Linked DNA regions of Homo sapiens: region 1 is linked to region 2. Evidence: chromatin loops called from intact Hi-C (ENCODE). Cell type or tissue: ascending aorta. All regions are shown on one strand.

Region 1 (2,500 bases), 1.2 Mb after region 2:
TGTCAAATGTCAACTTGACCCTATCATCCATTACCCATCCAAGACTCATGAAGGAGTTCCCTTACACAGTGTTGAAAATCAGCTGGGATTTCAGACAGGGCTGACATTAGCAGATGCTCAAATTGTCACCCAAGGAGTTTGAAAATCTGGAAGCATTATTCTGCTAGGTCCAGGAATCAAAGTTGGTGCACGGACTAGGACCCTCAGACCAGCAGGGATGCTGAAGCAAGAATGTAACGTTGAAGACAGGGCCACAGGAACTGCAGCTAGTCCTAGGACTGAGGGGGATCACTTCTGCCAAGGCCTGCCCCCCGACTTCCCAGACAGGGTGCTGTGCCCTGGAATAAGAGAGCTCATAACCACCTTCTCCCAGCCGCCGGGTCTTCCCATTAGGTCTCGGCCCTCGCTTGCTCTCTTCTTACTTCCAAACACACAAAAATACTGTGAGGGTTTGCAGCTGATGAAGTCCCAAAGGAGCAATCCAGGGCTTTGCACATTTTCCTGTAAAGGGCCAGACAGTAAATATTCTAGGCTCTGCGGCCACACGGTGTCTGCGGCGGCTTCTCAACTCAAAGCAGCAGAGACAACACTGAACAAATGAGCACTCATGTGTCCAACAAAACTTCATTTACAAACCCTGAAATTTGAATTTTATGTGAGTTTTACCTTCCACAAAATATTATTTTCTTTTTTTTTTTCAGTCATTCAAAAATGTTAAAACCATTCTTACCTTGCTGGCCAAACAAAACCAGGCAATGGCCAATGTGAGCCCTGAACTAAACCGCGTGTTTTGAAAGGGCTCTGGTGCAGCCAGGCCGACTTGGAGCCCCTAGGTCATGCAAAACGCAGTGCTCTTTCTGCTGTGGCCTTGGCTTAGTAGTGACTCCAGTAAGTCCAGTGTGTGAAGCCTGGTCACCGCTAACTCACAAAGGTGCAGCACAGGTCACCAGGCAACTCTGTTTCATGACACTTTACTGCCATCTGCTGGACAATTGTTGCAATACAATTACATACAGATTGCGCCGACCGTGAATTTGAAGAGTCCCGTTGTAGTTTTGTGATGCATCATTTGTTCAATTTAAGCAGTGGCCCTGGGTTGGGGAAATATAGAAGGAAGAAGCAACTAATTCACAGGAGTCCCAGAAGTCATCATGCAAATGACACAAAGATCCCATCACTTTCTAGTTTGGGGAGGGGGCGGGCGCAAGGGGAAGGAAGGAGGGAAGAAAGACATCTTCCAACTGTTATTATCTAGTCTCTGCAGGCTTAGATTGGTGCTCTGCCTACATTGGAGGTGTTCTGCAAACCGGAGTCTTCCTCGCCAGAGTCCCATAAACGTGCCTCAGTCAGATGCTGGAGAGACAGAGAAGGGAAGAGTCCATCAGAGCCTCCTGATTCGAGCATCACACAGCAACCCTTCTGAGCTCGGTGGTCCACACAGCGCAGGGTTCTATGAACTCCTGAGGAGAGCCAGGAGTGCTGCTAAGCTTTCCCAGGTATGCGTGACCATGTGTGCCTTCATCTGTGTGTGACTTGGGCCAGCACCTGCCCTCCTCCTTCCTTGGTTTATCTGCCCCCTCAATGGGGATAACACTCCTAGACGTTGCTGCCTCATAGAGACAGTGTGACCGTGGAACGAACACCCTTTGCACAGCATAATCAGGATCAGCAGTCCTGAAGCTGCAAGGCTGGAGAGAGAACAGGAGGTGAAAGAAAAGGGTGAGTTAGACCACAATTGGGTGCAGTCAAGAAGCCACAGCACGCAAGAGATTGCCTGTGATGGGGCTCCAGGATTCCAGGCCTGGCAACAGACCCCCAGGTTTCAAAATGAAAAACGAAAAGAGCTAGAGACCAAGACCAAGGGATATGTTCAAAGACTATGAGGTCCACTGTCTCTGATTTAAAACCAAAACGTTTGCCATTTGCTCTAGGGAATCAGGGAAGAAAGATACAGGGTGATCTGTTTGGCCCCGCCCCCAGGCTTCTGGACATTTCCAGGACTCTAGGCAAAGGCAGAAGCCAAGTCAAGAGTTCCACAGCAAAACAGGTGTGCCCAGGACCGGGGAAGTCTCAGGAAGCCCATAGTACATATCAGCTGGAACTTGGGGGGCCCGGGACTCAAAGTGCCCTGTGTCTGGCCTGGGGGGACCTGGGGCGGGCGACATGATGTGCAAACCTCAGACCCAACTCTAGTAACACAAAGCTGTCCCAGGGAAAAGCGAGCAGATTCCAGTGTTGTGACAGCTCAGGCTCAGGACGAAGACGCCTGCGTGGGTACAATGGGTCCTCTGGGGGTGCAGTAGAGGTCTTTGTGGGGGAGGGCAGTGCATGGGGGTCTGGTGGCCCCTTCACCTCCTTCTAGAACCCTTGGGAAAGAGACACTGCATGGGAAAGGCTGAGTGTCATGACTCACCCAACCCCTTGTCCAACATGAAGTGACCAAGCCCTTGATCAGCTTTAAAAACTAGTTTACGGCTGGGCACAGTGGCTCACGCCTGTA
Region 2 (2,500 bases):
TCTCTCTCCTTTTCCCTTTCCCTTTCCTTTCTTCTTTCTTTCTCTCTCTTTCTTTTCCTTTCGTGCTCTGATCTTTCTTTCTCTCTTTCTCTCTCCTTTTCCCTTTCCCTTTCCTTTCTTCTTTCTTTCTTGAGACAGAGTCTCTGTCACCCAGGCTGGAGTGCAGTGGTGCGATCTCTGCTCACTGCAACTTCCACGTCTCGGGCTTTAGCTACTCTCCTGCCTCAGCCTCCCGAGTAGCTGGGATTATAGGTGCACGCCCCCACGCCCAGCTAAATTTCGTATTTTTAGTAGAGACGGGGTTTCACCATGTTGGCCAGGGTGGTCTCAAACTTCTGACCTCAAATAGTCTGCCCATCTCGGCCTCCCAAAGTGCTGGGATTACAGGCTTGAGCCACTGCACCTGGCCTATGCTCTGAATTTTCTTGTTTCCTTTCTTCTTACTTTGGGTTTAATTCGCTCTTAAGGCGGAAGCTGAGATTTGAGATCCCTCTTCCTTTCTAACCTAGTGTAGTGCTATCATTTTCCCTCTAAGTATTGCTTTAGCCAAATCCCACCCATTTTGACAGGTTGTGTCCTGGCACTTCGTCCACTGATTGCATTTTCTCTTCATTATGGGTAATTTTTTTCTCCCTCACTTCATGCATGGTCATTTCTTACTGGGTGGTAGACATTGCCACTTTTTTCTTGTTGTGTGCTGGATGTCTTTGTTTTCCTGTGTGTATTTTCAGGCTTTGTTCTGGGGTACGGTTAAGTTACTTTGTAACAGTCTGATGCTTTCCGGTCCTGCCTTTGACGTTTCTCAGATGGGGATAGAGCTGCGTTTAGTAATAACTGCTCCCACCCCTGAAGCAGGGCTGTCCCGTGCCTCCTGAGTGGTGAGCCTGCAGTCTGGCTGATGGGGGAGGCGCTGTTCCCGCCCTGTGCAAACACAGGCGGATCTTCCCTCCAGCCCCACGGGGATCTTTCTGGGCCTCTGGCAGCTTCCTCGCCTGCACGTGCTGAGCCGCCCTGCTGCACCCTGGCCGCAGCCTTTGTGGATCACTGGAGTTGTGTCTGTGCAGCCCCCTCTTCCTCCAGGGACGCCGTGCCTGCCCTGAGGACTCGGCTTAGTCCCTCAACTCGTGAGGGTGAGCTCATGGGGTCAAGCCCTGTCCGGGTTCCCGCACCTCCTGTGCTGTGGCCCGGAAACTGTCTGGGTAGTAGGATCACTGTCCTCTGCATCTGGTGTGCTGGGTTTTGAAAACGGTTGTTTCTATAGTTTTGTTGGTTTCCTCCTGCTTCTTTCAGGTGGGAGGATAACTCTGGTCCCGGTTATCCATTTTGGCCATTCAACCTCATGGCAATCTAACAGGTAGCGGCTGTTCTTCCCCCCACGTGACACAGGAGAAATCTTCCGCAGGCTGTTTTCAGTGACTTCCCAGGGCAGCCCTCTGGGAGGCGGCGGTGTCGGATGGAGTCGGCTTCGCTCAGAGCGCTCCGGTTCTGGGCTCCCGCGCGGCGTCCGCCAGGGGGCAGCAGAGGCCCGGGATAGTTTGCACAACGCCCGGCTTTGCACTCGTGGCTTCGTTCTCGGGATCCGTGTTTTCGCTCCCATCCTTTCACTGCTTTTGTCTCCACTCCTGGTGACTGCTTAGCTCTAGGCTTGGTTGCCGCACAACTTTGCGTCTTGGACGCAGGGCCGAGACGCGTCTGGATGCTTTGTGACGAGTCAGCCAAGAGCAGCAGTCACGGGGCTCCTGAGATCCGGTATGTTTGCTCCGGACTCGCCTCCTCCGTCTTGGCTCCGCCCGCCCCTTAGTTTGGCTTTGTTCTCAAGCTGGTGTCCCTCGTGGTTCCAACCTCACACATCACACCCTCCGGAACGAGAGAGAGACTCTTTCCAAAGTCATCAAGGAGGAATACTGGCTTCGCTGGGTGGACCCACCTTGGGACACACGCCGTATCCTCCCCCCAAACCCAAGAGCGGCTGATTGCTGCAGCAAGGCTTGGTTTGGGCTGGGATCCCTGATCATTCTTGAATCAATGTTGTTTGCGCTAAGGAGATGAGATTCTGCTAATTAGCCCAAACTAGTGTGACTTACCCCTGCAGCTGGGGTGGGGGCCAAACCCCTCAAATCACACCCACTCCACATTAGGGAAGGAGTGGAATGCTAGTGAGCCTTCCCACAGTGTTCAGGACGTTGTCAAAGACAGAAGCGCCCAGAGGCCAGCGAGTGTCAGGGCAGAACGCTCAGGCCATGCGCGCTGACGAGCACTCGGTGTGCGACCAGGTGGCCAAACGCTCACTGCACAGGCTCCGCCCTTTGAAGAGAGGCAGCCCGTGGGTGCGCAGGCTTGGCAAGCTCTGCTTTGCGAAGGAAGGATGGCGGGAGCTGGATCCGACACATTTGTAGACAGCCTAGCTCATCTGCTCTCTTAAAATGAATCAATCATCCACCAGGCGTTGTGTGAGGACTGCATATGTGCCAGCAGGACTTCAAAAAATGTCCTGTTTACT

What was found. Peaks named below come from ENCODE experiments on the same cell type or tissue, not always from the same donor. Only the 100,000 strongest peaks of a DNase experiment are listed, where the experiment ranks them.
Region 1: a loop joins it to region 2, with 5 times the contacts of the local background. A loop is called at or near these places in 105 of 110 quality-filtered maps.

What each region holds. Positions count from the first base shown.
Region 1 is chr10:43,670,309-43,672,808 of GRCh38, reverse strand. It overlaps ZNF32-AS3 (ZNF32 antisense RNA 3), which reads right to left. Exons shown (of 5, transcript NR_038867.1): 2 at 1,288-1,688; 3 at 731-1,091; 4 at 364-501. Among named protein-coding and RNA genes, the nearest start is that of ZNF32, 23 kb to the right of the region's middle. RefSeq lists an enhancer at 1,418-1,587. In ascending aorta, a CTCF peak has its summit at 994 (motif pointing left); a DNase peak (open chromatin) is centred at 918.
Region 2 is chr10:44,864,020-44,866,519 of GRCh38, reverse strand. The region is part of intron 2 of TMEM72-AS1 (TMEM72 antisense RNA 1); the gene reads left to right. Among named protein-coding and RNA genes, the nearest start is that of TMEM72, 46 kb to the left of the region's middle. In ascending aorta, a CTCF peak has its summit at 1,504 (motif pointing right); DNase peaks (open chromatin) are centred at 1,129 and 1,509; H3K4me3 peaks cover 1,080 bases; H3K27ac peaks cover 885 bases.